Regions from separate parts of the Homo sapiens genome. Here region 2 is linked to region 1. A link is a loop called in an ENCODE intact Hi-C map of the cell type or tissue named here. Cell type or tissue: GM12878. All regions are shown on one strand. Each heading gives the region's core, and the rest is flanking DNA. Links, peaks and the distances in the headings are about the cores only. Region 1 has its middle 540 kb from the start of FBXO33. Region 2 holds the start of LOC112267899 (a long non-coding RNA gene).

Region 1 (8,345 bases), core at 147-8,146:
CAAGATGGCAGTTACAATTGGCACCTAGAGAAACAATTTGCCATCCACTAAACTAACAGAGAGACAAAGAGAGGAGGAGAGAGAGAGATTACAGGCACGACAGCCAAAGCAGTAGAGAGAATAAACAACCCTCAGTCCTTATTTTGAGCAGAAGAGAAAAAAGGCAATTTACACTTAGAAATACCATCTCAGGAGAAATCTATTGTTGAAGGATGACTCATATTATGTCTTTTACAAGTTCTTTTTGCTCACTCTACAGATGAAACAGGAAAAGGTGAATATAAAATCTAAAAGCAAAAGGGGCTTAGCCAACCCACAGGCACCAGGAAAATAAATTATGATGACTTCGCCAATGACAATTATAAATGACTTTATATACAGTGAAGTTTTAGAGAGCAAGACATAAAATTGATATTTCCTCTGGAAGTTATTTTTTTCCTAGAAAATCAGATTTATACCCATAGTCCCTTATCTTATGTTGGTGGGAAACACACAATATAGATGGTCTAATAATATGGGTACTGGGCTACCTGCTATTCCTACAAGCTATTTCAATGTACAGATTTTTAAGATACTTTACATCTTCACATTTCTTGCTAATATTTTTATGTTTAATATCAAATTTCACCAGTTTTATAATTCCTTCCTCTAAATTTCTTATCAGTACTTGAGAAGAATAAAGATGACTGACTTTTCTAATTTTATCAATAGAAATTCAGATACAAATGTGTGTACAAATAAAAATGTGTGATCTTAAAGAGACAGAGACAGAAACAGAGAGAGAATAAGAGTGATTCCTGCTGATTGACAGCTGTGGACCTGGGTGAACTAAGCTTATATGGATATTTTTATAAATACTGACAACGGCTGTGCTTATTCCTATTTTTGAAAAATATGAGGAAAAAAAACCACTTCTGCATCCCTTGAACACAAAACCCAGCCAAGACATGAACAGAATTAGTATTAGCATTGTGGAGCCTTGCAAAATTTAACCACATATGCGCTATCTCAGCAGTATAATCGATAAAGGATGCTGTCTGCACAATCTGCAGAAGCATGAATTGTGCTGCAAGAGAACAATATTTTGGAAGTTACAGCATTGTGATGTTTGTGGCAGGGCTGGTAGATTGAAAAGGTAGTAAAACCCATAAACAGATAGTAATGTTTCTTTTTTACAAAGAAATTCATATAATGAAAGAGATTGTGGTATAATACATCGAATTCCTAATACTCTAATGACCATCTGTATTATAAATTAAACAAGGATCTTTGACATATTTTTATCCTGCCTTTGCTTTAGTGTTGAAGGTGGGGAAAGAGGCTCAGAGTTCACTCTTCTTATTGAAAGTGAAGCTCCTTATGTAATCTAAGAAAAAGAAAACCAACAGCAAAGCAAATAGATTAAGATTAAAAAGCATTTCATTCCTAAGGTCATTATCCTATATTCTGATATCTCTTTCATTGGAAAGGTCTGGTGTCAAAATCTATAAAATATAATATTCAGCACCATATGGTTCTAGAAACACTTTCACAGTGGGTCTGTTTAAATAGTAACAAGAATCTCCACCAATATTCACAGAGTACCTATTGTGTACTGGGCCCTGTTTTGGGATCTTCACATGTATGTACCTCTCACTTAATCCTCACAATAACTCATTAAAGAGAGATCATTACTACTTTTTGAAAATAAGGAATTGGGACTCAAAGAAATTAAGCAACTTCCCTAACATTGCACAATTATTATATTACGGAGTTGGTATTCTCTTAATTTTTTCAGTTCCCAAACTCATCAACTAATGTACACATCAGGCTTATTTTTGACATAACCCCATCAGGGAAGAATGCCAATCTCAGGACTGCTTGAGTCAATCTGGGTTATGCATAGCATTTCCCAACATGGTCATTTACGTGGTTGCCCAAACAATGATCATACAGTATCATTAACATTTATAAACCAATGTGTTGACAGGAAAATCAGAGCAAGTTAATGGCGTCACAACACTGCCTATTCTTCCTTCATGTTGTCATATTTCTCAGCTTTTATGAATGATAAACAAAAGCAATAGCAATATGTGGCATTTTTTGTATTATGAAGTTGTTATCTAAGACATGAGCCATTATCCCTTTGAATGCATAAAGACTCATACAATCAATTCGTTCTATCTGGGCAAAATATTTTAACTCTAAACAACTATTAATGTATCTTTTAATTAGACTATAGCTGCACAACCTGTTTCTCTCTTTGTCTTGGCTGACTTGAAATTAAGAACTAAAATCCTTTTATCAACTATATCAGCTTCTTCATTTTAGAGTTTTCAGTATAATACTTTCCTCCTATGGATTATATGGTTGCAATGAACTGACAGGATGTTCATTCATCTTCACTAGGCTTCCCTTCTAGCCTATTGGTTAAAAAAATACTGGTGCTAGGATTATACGCCCCCAAAATTCTGATTTATTGATTTGGGTTGAATTCCAAGGGTTACAATTTTTAAATATGTCCAGATGAGTCTAATGTTCAGCTGTGGCCTAGAACTGTTAACAGAGCACTCTTGGATCAAGAGTTAAATAGAATGTGCTAGGATTGCTGAAGGAATCATTTCAACTAGGAAAAAACTGTCAGACTCTCACTGTGTTGTTAACCGTCTTGTCTCAGGGATTACTAAAATAAAGTATCCCATCAAATTCTAAGTACCAGTCTACACACTACCATTTTTTATATAAGGGAGCTAGAGTGCCTAAGGGAAGCCGTCTTTTCATGGAGCAGTACAGAATATAAACTACTCCTAATCCTCAATCAAGGATCCTTCGCCATGGAGGAAGAGGGCACATTCAACTCACCCCTTCAGTGAGGGGCAGAATAGAAGCACTTGCACAGTTTTCTGCAACTGTGTAGAATGTGATGGCATTTTTTACGATTTGCTAAGTTATTTGCTGAGTGCCAGGAGAGGGGGACCATGCAGGTGAAAGTAAGCAAAGCTGAGAGCAGGTGTTGCTAAGAGGTATGAGATTCTCTTCAATGAAGAGGAAGTTGTATGGATACCCAACAGTTCATGAAAACTCCAATAGCAAAAGGTTTCACCTTTGTGGGAAGAAAACTTACCACAGAACTGTGCACAGCAAAGCTGAGCAGAGCCCTCAAAAGATTAATAATTATACTGCAGCTAACAGTCAGAACACAAACCCCAGTCACTCAGGGAACCAATGACCAGTTTCACATCAAGTTCATAAGTAACCAACAGGCAGTGAATAGCACCTCTCACCCACTGGCCACACATACGTAAATATCTCCAGGAACCCACTCCAGCACACACACACCATGCTGCATCATCAGGCTAGGGCAGGTTTGGGAAAGCAAATCCAGGAGGAACAGGAAGTCTGAATCTTGCAGATCTCCACCACCAAGAAGCCCCATCTTACATCCTCCTAGACTATTCTGAAGTTGAGACTGATAAATTGGGAAGTGGTTATGATTTGGCTACTCACAGGATTGGGCTGATATTTGAACTGGAATGAAACAAAACATAAGCTGTCTTCTTAAGGAAGCTGAGGTCATTCAAGGCCAAGAATGATCCTTGGAGAGTTTCAAATTATGCACAACTCACATTTGTACCTATCTAAGTGTTGACTATTCAACCAAGCTTCTCCATAATTATAACATTTCATTTTCCACTTATGATTCAGATTTTTTGGCTCTTTTCTCATTATTCATGTTTTAGGAGCATAAGTTGAGTACTTTTTAACCTTTTAATTGAGAGCTGCTTCAAATGACATCTATTTTGAGCAGTAATGATTCACATGATGTATGTCAAAAATACATCTGCTAAACATAGTTCATTTACTACCAAGTTATGTCATTGTATGTTTTAGGAGCATAAGTTGGTACTTTTTAAACTTTTAATTCAGAGCTGCTTCAAAAAACATCTATTTTGATCAGTAATGATTAACATGATGGACTAAAATACATCTACTGAACATAGTTCATTTACTACCAAGTTATGTCACTCTGCTACAATCTGGGATTGTTACCAGGAAGCACAGAAGTCCCAGTCCTTGTCAACTTGGGAGAAAGATTTCAGTCAAGAGGTGGTTTAAAGATAACAGAGAGCTTCACTGAAAGAAAACAGGAAAAAAAAGAGCTTATTGCAGAAAAAAATAAGCACACACCAAGAGAGGAGTGGGCTGCTCTTGCAGGAAAATAGCCCCAAGGGTCCTGCACTGTGAGTTTTATCATGTCAGGCTTCCTCTTCACATTCCCACTTCTGTCTCAAGTTTCCACCTTTTCCCTTTGTCTAGTTTTCCCACTTCTGGCTTACATCCCTGCCTTTGTCCCCACCCAGGCTTGTGGGACCCTCCTTTACCATTGGTTAATCCACATGCACAGGCCAGTGATCAATATGAATCTTAATGAATGGCGGTGTCGCTCATTACCACCACCCCAGAAAGGTTGTATAGCTGTCAAATCTCTACTTATTGCACCTGTGTATCTCTTGGGACAGCCCCTTTTGCTCTCTTTCCTCCTTTATCATCATGTATCTAGCAACATTCTGACATTTTAACTGTAGAGTGAATGATTATTGTGACATCTTCAGAGGCATTCCAGGGTGTTTCTGCCTAGGTACCTCCTCTCCTTCCTGCTCACCCACTCCAGCATTAGAGATGCTATTAATATGTAAATTTGGGGTGGTCCCTCAAGCCTCAGACTTTCCAGACTTTTCTTTTCTCAAGGCTACCCCTCCTGCTTATGCTTGGTTATCTGCCTAATCTAAAAGGTTCATACATGTAATAAGACATTGTGTTTGTCTTGAAGTTTTTGAATTATTGTACTCTTAACTGGTTAAAAGCTCACCACCTGGATTTGGACATATCTGTGTTGAAACTATCTTCCCCAAAAGTTAGGAGGATAGGCTATAAAGGAACTGGATTTTAATATAAATGTGAAGTTTTAATTATTTAAATGTTCACTAGAAGTCAATTATATTTCCATTAAAATGCAAATGTGCATTTGAATTCAAGCAGAGGTACATTACAGAAAGGAATGGGCAGTGAAGTGCAGGGGATCTTTGTGACCAGGTGATGGGAAAGAGGATAAAGAGTTGGATGGGTGCTGTACTTACTTGGTGTGCTTTTTGAAAAGAAAGAAAAGTGAATGAAGTAGAAGCTACCAAGGATATGCTCCAACAGCCTGGGAAGAAGAGAATTTTATAGTGAGGCAGAAGGAAATTAGTCATTCTGTTTCAGGAAAGGGGTCCCGATCCAGACCCCAAGAGAGGGTTCTTGGATCTCATGCAAGAAAGAATTCAGGGTGAGTCCACAGTGCAAAGTAAAAGCAAGTTTATGAAGAAAGTCAAGTGGTGAAAGGACAGCTACTCCATAGGCAGAGTAAGATGATCCCAAAAGTAAGAGGAGGAACACATCCACCCTAGGTACAATGCTTGTATATACAGGGAGATGTGGTCAGCTACAAGGATTTGTGATAAAGGATTAATTTTCTTAATTAACTATATTTTGCAAGAATTAATATTATCTTTAAAGCAAAATTAAGAATGCCTTTGTTCTCCAGATATTGGGATATCTGGACACTACCCAGTCTTGGTCTGTGTTAGTAAACATTACTGTTTCCTTAACTGTAAACATTTAGAGGCTAAGAATGCCTGATTTTCTGAGAATGCAGCCCAGCAAGTCTCAGCCTCATTTTCCTTGCCCTCACTAAAAATGGAGTCGCTCTGGTTCTAATGCCTCTGACAATTCTATAGGGAATTAGCTACTCTGGGACTACTAGGAAATGTTGATTTGAAGGGGAGGCCCAGAATCATTTTGATTGTCACTATAATATAGAGGAATAAACTATAACCATAACCAAGAAAGTCTCAATGCCTTAAAGAAAAGAGCTTGAACATGATATTCCTTATTTGTTTCATAGGGCTGCTATAACAAATTACCACAAATGTGGAGTCTTAAAACTACAGAAATTTATTTTTTTACAGTTCTGGAGACAAAAGTCCAAAATTAGGGTGTCAGCAGGGCCACACTACCTCCAGAAGCTCAAGAGGAGACTCCTTCCTTGCCTCTTCCCGCTTCTGGCAGATGCTGGCATTCCTTGACCTCCTTGGCTTATGGCCACATGAAACCAATCTCTGCCCCTGTCTCCACACTGCCTTCTCCTGCATGTGTATCTTTCTCTCTTCTCTCTCTTGTAAAGACCCTTGGCATTGAATTTAAGGCCCACCTGGGTAATCCAGGATAATGTCTCAAGGTTATTTAATTATATCTGCAAAAACCTTTTTTCCAAATAAGGTAGTTTTCATTGGTTTCAGAGATTTACATGTGTACATATGTTTTTGAGAGCCAGAATTCAAACCACTATAGTCCACCCTATTGCCCTCAAATATTTATATTTTTCCAATGTGCAAAACACATTCAGGCCATCCCAACATCCTCTGAAATATCAGCCTATCACAGCCGTCAACTGTAAGTATAAAATCCTATCTGAATGTCATGAGCTCAAAAGTCCCAAATCTCTTCATCTAAATCAGGTATGGGTAAAACTGTTAGCAGCAGTGAATCCATATGGGTCTGCAGCAACCTCAATCCTTGCCTCCTCAGAAGAAACAATTTGACCAAGGGGCATAAGGCAGAGTGAAAGACCAAGGCAGAGTGAAAGACCGAGGCATATTTTAGAGCAGGAGTGAAAGTTTATTAAAAAGCTTTAGAGCAGGAATGACAAAAAATAAATAGTATGCTTGGAAGATGGCCAAGCAGGCAACTTGAGAGATTAAGTGCACAGTTTGATCTTTGAGTTGGAGTTTATATGCCAGCATGCTTCCCGGGGGTTGTGTCCCTTCTCTACTGACTCTTTCCTTGGGGTGGGCTGTCCACATTTGCAGTGTCCTGCCAGCACTTGGGAGGGGTCATATGTACAGTGTGTTTACTGGAGTTGTACACATGCTCATTTGTGGTGTTCTTCCCTCACCAAATGTTCCTAGAAGGTCATCTACCACTTAAACTCCACTGTTTTGCCATTTAGTGCACATGTTTGAGCCCAGGCCCAACTCCTGAGACCTTATTGGGAAGCTGCTAATCACCAGTTTCAGGTGTTTCTATTTATTGGAAGACTTCCTTTCCCTTGTACTGGCTATGACCAATTATTATTTTAGAGAGACAGTTAACAACCATCTGACCATCACCTGATGGTTGCCTAACATTCCTGGGTTGGTAAAGGAAGCCTCCCCTGACCTGCTAATGTCTGACTAGCTACCTACTGTAACAAAACTAGGTATGAATAATCCTGGAGCCAAATTCCTCTCCACCTGTGGAGCTGTGAAACTATAAAACAAGTTATCTGCTTTTAAGATAAAATGGTGAGAATGGAATAGGGTAACAGTTATAGATATTCCCATTTCAAAGAGGAGAAATTGGAATAAAGAAGTCACCCATCCCTAGAAAGTCTAACGTGCAGCAAAAGAAATATTAGGTTTCAAGGCCCAAGAATAATCCTCTGTGACTCTAGGCTCCACTCATTGGGCCTGCTGCTCTGGCCTAGTAGGCATCTGGGCCTGTGGCTCTGGGATCATATGTCTCTGGGATCATAGCTCTGGCATTGGAATCATTATTCTTGAAAGGTAGCACATGTTTCTAGGTAAGTAGTTCTTGCAGCCCATTTCCTGCCTTTAGACTCCCAGAAGTCCAATAGCCTTCTTTCATTTTATCCTCTGTCTCTTTCAGTCCAGCCTGGTAGTGTGTCTGCAGACATAAAATCTTCACAAACCTTGTGGATTTCCTAAGTATGTCAACTGGTCTTGTGTCATTAGGGAAGAAGGTCCTCCACAGATTTCCCTGGATAACCTCCTCTCTATTCCTGGCTTCTTCTGACAAGGTTGAGTGTATGTATGATTCCATAAGACATACATCTAATCTCAGCAAAAGGTGGTCCAGCCATACCCTTGGCTTCTCTCCAGAGCATGCTTTCCTAATAGTAGCATCTTTTGCAATCTGTATATATTGCAAATTTCCCAAATCACAAGTGCTGCTTTTTTTGCCTCAATGGTTCCTTCCTCAATTTATCTTTTTCATTTTATTGTAATCAAAATGAAGAAACAAAGCCACACCATTAATACTTAGCTTGGAAATTTCCTTGGCTAAATATCAAAGGCTATCACCTACAAGTTCTGTTTTCCATACAACTATAGGACACAATTTGGCCAAAGTTTTTTCTACTAATTTAACAAGGATTACCTTTCCTCCAGTTTATAATAACATGCTCCTTGTTTCCTTCTGAGCTCTTATCAGAAACATTTTTGCTCATGTCACTATATGTATTATCGAAGATGAGAGAAGCTTTCTCT
Region 2 (8,345 bases), core at 114-8,113, 490 kb after region 1:
TAGCTTTCCCAAGGTGGGCAAATGTCAGCCCTAGAGTATCTTGCTAGGGAGCTTGCCAGGTGAGACTTCTGTGTGGAAGTGAAGATGGAGGCTCAGAGTGAGCCACCCAGCCTGAGCTGACTCCAGCTCATATCCAGAGGGCTCCCCAATACCAGAAGCTTTGTCAACCAGCAGCATCACTAGGCTCTGACCAAACTGTGGGAGAAGCAATCCAAATGCTGAGAGAGAGCAGCAGCAGCCAGCAAACAAAGGACATCGCCATGGCAACCAGAGGAGCCTTGGGATAATATGCAAATCTGGGAATCCTGCCTTCCTTAAGCTGTAACATCATAGAAGCCACCCCAGCACCACATACTTAGATGTTGTCTTAGGAAGAGAAGCTATCTGAGACCCTGAGCAATTATTCCAAGACACTAAGCATTATTGAAACGAAATGTTTAAATTCTTACATAAGACTAAGCTTTAAACCTGATTAAATCCATTTTCTTGTGTTAGCTGTTGTTTATCTGTTTGTTCCCCCATGATCCTAATCCCCCAGTACTCAGCAGGTTGAAGATTATAATGGGTATATTAGAGAGGCGACAACAATCTTTTCTCCCATATTTCTCAGTTATAAAATGGGTAGGATTATGACACAGCTATGTGTTTGTCTTTAATTCTGACTCCTTTCTTGAGTTTTGTACCAGCATTTCTAATAGTCTGCTGGTCTAAAATAAAATTTGTGTCTCCAACCTACAGAGCAACTTTTTCCTAAATCTTTTGTCTCAATTAAAATTAATTTCTGCATGATGGTTTTAGTTGTCTCCCTAACAGAATAGGTTCCTTTTTCCATTCTGACATACACATTCTCTTTTGATTGTCAAATTATTAATGTTATTTATCTCTCACTGTTTTACTTCTTCTGAGAAAACCAGAATCATGATATTGTAAAAACCAGAGATGATTCTACAAAGGCTGTGAATGTCCCTCATTTGCAATCTTATTGGACCCAATCTTTTTTTCATTGTCATTGCCTTGCTGCTGAAACAACAGATGCACCCTCTCTCTAGGCCCAGAGACTATGGGGGAAAAGGTGGGTGTGTGAGATTGTAAGGGCCAGTTTTGAGGGACAGAATTAGTTCAGACTCTCCAAATCAAGGACAGGCACACAGATTGCCTAAAGAGCTGGCAAATTTTTGAGAGACTTTTCCTCCTGAGCCATCTTGTGGTCCCTTTCCATCCATCCAACCATAAAGAATTTCCTGCTTTCCATAGAAGTAAATGAGAATTACTAAGAGAATATCAAGACACCTGGTGACAAAGCCTTCTCAGTATAGTTGTTCCCAGTTACGGGGTTCACACAAATAATGATATAATAAGAAATTTTTCAGCCACCTTAAGATAAATTACTTAAGAGATTGCAAAAGGCATTGCAGAACAACAAAATCTCTAAATTCCTTAGCTTAAAATGGTTTTAGCAAAATGCTTATGTTTTATATAGCTAACGGCTACAAGTCTGTAACTAACACCAAGATTGTAGTAGCTCAGTGCATAGAACTGGTAAGTCACTTTTATAACCTTACTTTTTGGCTTTGGTTTTTGGCTCTTATGTTGCTTAAAAGGTTTTAAGTGTTGATGGTTACCTGCCCACCTCCATTCTCATCTGGCATAAAATGTTTAGTTGGCTGTAAGTCTTTTGGCTCTAAGTCCCTCTGTCACAAGGGTCCCACTGAGGGACAGGATGGACCTGCAGCAGGTAGCCACATCACCCCAGCAATGATATGGGACAAAAGAAAAGTCTGGCAGGTCTTGGCCAAATGGGAGAGAATGTAAACTAAAAATAAAATTCTAAGCCCCTTCAATTGATTAAACAGACCATTTCTTGGCCAAAGGAACCCCAGAGAAATCTTGAAAACTGAGTTCTCAGTCTTGATGGGATGGAGAGGTCAGACACATGTTGTTATACTCGCTACCTTGCTAACCATAATTAGCCTTTCTTCCCTAAGGGCTTAGCAGAAACCAGCCCTTTCAAAAGACTACACCACTGATATCAACCAACAGCCTGATGCTTCCCCTCCTTTTCACCCGATAAGAGACCAATGATGATGGAGTGGTTCTGGCCAATCTACGAAGAATGTACATAAGGGTTTTAATGTCCTCTGCTTCACCTTTTGGCATCAGAGGACCGAAAATTCCACCCTCAGATCACGCTAACACTGACAATTTTTGTACATGGGACCCGTGAAGGAGTATGAAGCTCAATTGTGCATGCACATGTTTCTCCTTTCATAAATACTTATGACTCCTCCTATAACTTATTAAATATGTATATTTGGCCATCCTGCTCAGCAAAAATTCCTGCTCTTTGCCCCTCCCTTGAAGTATCTGTTTATGGCTTCTGGCCGGAGGCTACACTTCCTAGCCTGTCAGAATGGCCACCCTGTAGGCTACAACCCTTTCTGAGAAATAAGGTTCTCCTATCCAAATTAAAAATAAATGAGAAATTAAAAATAAATAAATTGGCCAGGCGCTGTGGCTCATGCTTGTAATCCCAGCACTTTGGGAGGCCAAAGCAGGCGGATCACTTGAGGTCAGGAGTTCAAGACTAGCCTGGCCAAAATGTGAAACCCCATCTCCACTAAAAACACAAAAAAATTAGCCAGGAATGGTGGTGAGCACCTGTAATCCCAGCTACTCATTAGGCTGAGACAGGAGAATCACTTGAACCCAGGAGGCGGAGGCTCCAGTAAGCTGAGATTGCGCCATTGCACTCCAGTCTAGGTGACAAAGCAAGACTCCATCTCAAATAAATAAACAAACAAACAAACAAACAAACAAACTTCTGATCTTCCTAATCAATCAGATTAGGAACTTTAAGGTCTCCAAAATGTCACAAGCCTAACTTAAAATTCCACTCATATATCATTGTTTATTTATATTCTCACTGCCGCTCTGCTAGCTCAGGGCCTCGACTCTCATCTAAAAGACTGCCAAGTCTCTTAATTGGTTTTCCTGGAAAAGGGGCATGAGAATGGACCTAGGGGGGTAAACATAAAGTATGAAGATCTTTGGGTGACTCATTAACACTCACCAGAGAACATTCTGCATGAAGAAGGCACTAAACAAGTAAGTATACAGAATACTAACCAACTGAAATTATCCAGTTTCTGTCATTGGCCGTCTTAGTGCTAGTATAATTTAGGACAAAGCAGCCACGGCAACAGGGATGGAGGCTATGCATGGGCCCAACAGTATGGGCTCTCTCTCACCAAGGCTGAACTAGCTACTGCTATGCTACTACAGATTATCTAACCTACCAGTAACAGACACAAAGCTGAGCCCCCAATATAGCACATTCCCTCAAAGAAATTAACGAGACAGTTGTTGGTAAATGGATTACACTGGACCCTCTCCACTCTGAAAGTGGAAATAAATCACTTTGACAAGAATCAACATATATTACAACATGGATTTGACCTTTCTGCCTGCAGACCCTTAGCCAGAACCACTACCTGAGAACTTATGTTTCTGGTTCACTTTAACCATATTCCACATAACATTGTCTTGGACCAAGGGACTGTCTTTACAGCAAAGGAGATGTGAGCATATGACCACGGTGTGAGCACAGCAGTAGCTAGTTCAGCTTTGGTGAGAGAGAACTCATACTTTTGGGCCCGGGCATAGCCTCCATCCCTGTCACCATGGCTGCTTTGTCCATTATGCCAGCACTAAGGGGGCCAATGACAGAAGCTGGATAATTTCAATTGGTTAGTATTTTGTATACTTACTTATTTGGTGCTTTCATGGAGAATGTTATCTGGTGGATGTTAATGAGTGATCCTTTTCTTTACCGCAAAGGAGATGTGAGCACATGACCATGGTACCCACTGTTTCTATCACAAAATGCAACATTCAGAAGCTTCCAGCATGACAAGCAATGAAAGGTAATTCTAAAGGCATGGCTGAGACAACCCCTTAAAGATGATACCATCTGACGATAGGGTGCCCTGCTCCAGGATGAGGTTATACCTGAAATCAAAAAACATTACATAGTGACTGCATCTGCAATAGGTAAAATGCAGACAGGAAACTAAGGGGAGCAGCAGGAATGGCCCCACTTGCTGTCATTCCCAATGACCCATTTAGCAATTTTCATTTTTATTTCTCATCCCTGAATGCTAGGTTCAATTAATCTAGAGGTCCTGGTCCCATCAGTGGACACAGCCCGTTAAACTGTAAGCTGCAACTGCCACCTGGTCATTTCATACATTTTGGGCCAAGAGACCAGAGGGCAAGAAAAGGAGTCACCATCTATGTAGGGCTAATAGACCTTGATTATCAGGAAAAAGTGGAGCTTCTGCCACATGGTGAGTATGGGGAAGCATATTTTTATCACCCAGGTAATGAACACATTATGTTTGCCATATGAAGGGTATAAATGAAGGGTATCTCTTCATACTCCTTTGCCCAATTTTGATAGGAAATGAACAAATTCTACAGTCACAGCCTCAGGAAAGCGTGGTAACAAGGGCCTCAGGGACCCACAAGGTAAGTGGCTTAGATCAGTAGAGGCGTTAGTCAAGGGTAAGGGGAAATCTAGAATCAGTAGCAGAAGGAGACAATGAGTATTAGTTGTGGCCTGAAGACAAGGTGTAATGAAAGAGACTGGAATAAATCCTACTTACTCTCCTCTGTATTTCCAGAAAAAGAGACCAATCAGAATACTAGAGCTTCTGTTCCCAGATGGGGTGAATATATTCTATGAAGCTAGTGAACGATGGTAGGGATTGCTCGGGTGTACTGTCCAGGACTTACTTTAGTACCAATGCACTCTTCCCCAGCTGTAAGAATGTTGCATGTGGGAGCTCACAACTGGCATCTCTCCAGGAATTGCCTTCTATGAAAGGAGCTTCCTCACCCAAGGGTATGTCCCCTCTCTAGGGGAAGCCCACTTCAAATGACTGGTCCATGTTGGGTATAAGGGCCCAGCTCAATTGACCCAATTCAGAACACTCTGAAGGGTCATCCTAGGTCCAGAACTCTCCATGTGCACAAGATGAACTGCATCACAACTCAACTTCCTCTGCCAGTGCTGCTTTGCTCGCTCCCTTACAGGTGATCTTATGAAAAGTACTCTCCAATCAATCTCCTGCATGTGCTCTCTGCCCTTTTGACATGTGTCCATTTGTCTTTGAGCATTTCCTTACTTTCTGGCAAGTAAAAAAAATGCAGGCTTACTTTCTATCCCTCCTGCTCTGGAATGAGCCATCTCCAAAGAGTATACCTGAATTAGAAGAGAAATTCCACAAGAGAAATTGGTGAAACTACATAACAGTCTTTCAAATGTTATATGTGTTTGAAAGATTTCAAATTCAAAGCCGGAGGAGAAAAAAAGAAAACTTCTTTAAAATTTACAGAAAACATTTGCCAACAGTTGGTCATTAACCACTGAGATTGAAGATTGTGGTTACTGTAGCTTTGTAGTATAGTTTGAAGTCAGGTAGTGTGATGCCTCCAGCTTTGTTCTTTTGGCTTAGGATTGACTTGGCGATGCGGGCTCTTTTTTGGTTCCATATGAACTTTAAAGTAGATTTTCCAATTCTGTGAAGAAAGTCATTGGTAGCTTGATGGGGATGGCATTGAATCGATAAATTACCTTGGGCAGTATAGCCATTTTCACGATATTGATTCTTCCTACCCATGAGCATGGAATGTTCTTCCATTTGTTTGTATCCTCTTATTTCGTTGAGCAGTGGTTTGTAGTTCTCCTTGAAGAGGTCCTTCACATCCCTTGTAAGTTGGATTCCTAGGTATTTTATTCTCTTTGAAGCAACTGTGAATGGGAGTTCACTCATGATTTGGCTCTCTGTTTGTCTGTTGTTGGTGTATAAGAATGCTTGTGATTTTTTTTGCATCGATGTTCATCAGGGATATTGGTCTAAAATTCTCTTTTTTTGTTATGTCTCTGCCAGGCTTTAGTATCAGGATGATGCTGGCCTCATAAAATGAGTTAGGGAGGATTCCCTCTTTTCCTATTGATTGGAATAGTTTCAGAAGGAATGGTACCAGCTCCTCCTTGTACCTCTGGTAGAATTCGGCTATGAATCCGTTTGGTCCTGGACTTTTTTGGTTGGTAAGCTATTAACTATTGCCTCAATTTCAGAGCCTTTTATTGTTCTATTCAGAGATTCAACTTCTTCCTGGTTTAGTCTTGGGAGGGTGTATGTGTCCAGGAATTTATCCATTTCTTCTAGATTTTCTACTTTATTTGAGTACAGGTGTTTATAGTATTCTCTGATGGTAGTTTGTATTTCTGTGGGATCAGTGGTGATATCCCCTTTATCATTTTTTATTGCATCTATTTGATTCTTCTCTCTTTTCTTATTTATTAGTCTTGCTAGCGGTCTATCAATTTTGTTGATCTTTTCAAAACATGGTACTGATACCAAAACAGATATAAACCAACAGAACAGAACAGAGCCCTCAGAAATAATACCACACATCTACAACCATCTGATCTTTGACAAACCAGAGAAAAACAAGAAATGGGGAAAGGATTCCCTATTTAATAAATGGTGCTGGGAAAACTGGCTAGCCATATGTAGACAGCTGAAACTGGATCCCTTCCTTACACCTTATACAAAAATTAACTTAAGATGGATTAAATACTTAAATGTTAGACCTAAAACCATAAAAACCCTAGAAGAAAACCTAGGCAATACCATTCAGGACATAGCCATGGGCAAGGACTTCATGTCTAAAATACCAAAAGCAATGACAACAAAAGCCAAAATTGACAAATGGGATCTAATTAAACTCAAGAGCTTCTGCACAGCAAAAGAAACTACCATCAGAGTGAGCAGGCAACCTACAGAATGGGAGAAAATTTTTGCAATCTACTCATCTGACAAAGGGCTAATATCCAGAATCTACAATGAACTCAAACAAATTTACAAGAAAAAAACAAACAGCCCCACCAAAAAGTGGGAGAAGGATATGAACAGACACTTCTCAAAAGAAGACATTTATGCAGCCAACAAACACATGAAAAAATGCTCATCATCACTGGCCATCAGAGAAATGCAAATGAAAACCACGATGAGATACCATCTCACACCAGTTAGAATGGCGATCATTAAAAAGTCAGGAAACAACAGGTGCTGGAGAGGATGTGGAGAAATAGGAACACTTTTACACTGTTGGTGGGACTGTAAACTAGTTCAACCATTGTGGAAGACAGTGTGGTGATTCCTCAGGGATCTAGAACTAGAAATACTATTTGACCCAGCCATCCCATTACTGGGTATATACCCAAAGGATTATAAATCATGCTGCTATAAAGACACATGCACACGTATGTTTCTTGCAGCGCTATTCACAATAGCAAAGACTTGGAACCAACCCAAATGTCCAACAACGATAGACTGGATTAAGAAAATGTGGCACATATACACCATGGAATATTATGCAGCCATAAAAAATGATGAGTTCATGTCCTTTGTAGGGACATGGATGAAGCTGGAAACCATCATTCTCAGCAAACTATCGCAAGGACCAAAAACCAAACACCGCATGTTCTCACTCACAGGTGGGAATTGAACAATGAGAACACATGGACACAGGAAGGGGAACATCACACACCGGGGCCTGTCGTGGGGTGTGGGGAGGGGGGAGGGATAGCATTAGGAGATATAGCTAATGTTAAATGACGAGTTATTGGGTGTAGCACACCAACATGGCACATGTATACATATGTAACAAACCTGCACGTTGTGCACATGTACCCTAGAACTTAAAGTATAATGAAAAAAAAAAAAAGAAAATCGTGTATACTGCCAAGATTATTGCTTACCACTATTTCCCTTCATTATCTTCTCATATCCTAGAGTCACTGTTCAAGCCCTTTTGTTGACTGGTATATTTTCTCAAGACTTCTCTAATCTCTGAATTCTCACACATCTGCAAACATCTTTCTCCCTAAGAGGTAACTGATAGCTTAGCTTAGCCTAGCCTAAGATTCATGGGTGTAATCTTCTGGTCTACTACCATTAAACCACCACATTCCAGTCTCAAGAAGTGCACACAGGAAATGTAATGTATGTCTGATTATTTGTCCTTTCCAACTAACGTTTTTTTTCTATCTGGACCCTGTAAGATTTTATCATTATCTTTGGAGTCTGAAAATTTTATAGGAATATGCCTATTACCTTTTTTTCCTCATCCATCCTAAATAAAGCTTGGATTAGAGAGACTGGGGCACTCTTCAAGTTGCAGATGTAGGTTTCTTCTAATATAATCATACTATTTTCTCTCACATTTTCTTTTTTTTTTAACCTCCTAGAACTCCTAATATTACACCTCTTGGT

Evidence for each region. A loop is a pair of places that touch in the nucleus more often than their neighbours do. Peaks named below come from ENCODE experiments on the same cell type or tissue, not always from the same donor. Only the 100,000 strongest peaks of a DNase experiment are listed, where the experiment ranks them.
Region 2: a loop joins it to region 1, with 2.4 times the contacts of the local background. A loop is called at or near these places in 4 of 110 quality-filtered maps.

Annotation. Positions count from the first base shown.
Region 1 is chr14:39,969,092-39,977,436 of GRCh38, reverse strand. No RefSeq gene overlaps it. Among named protein-coding and RNA genes, the nearest start is that of FBXO33, 540 kb to the right of the region's middle. In GM12878, for the core only: no CTCF peak of the experiment used is centred there; a DNase peak (open chromatin) is centred at 3,196.
Region 2 is chr14:39,480,680-39,489,024 of GRCh38, reverse strand. All of the region lies in intron 2 of LOC105370461 (a long non-coding RNA gene), which reads right to left. All of the region lies in intron 2 of LOC105370460 (a long non-coding RNA gene), which reads right to left. LOC112267899 (a long non-coding RNA gene) reads right to left here and starts at 5,508. Exons shown (of 3, transcript XR_001750732.3): 1 at 4,665-5,508; 2 at 3,768-4,008. In GM12878, for the core only: no CTCF peak of the experiment used is centred there; no DNase peak of the experiment used is centred there.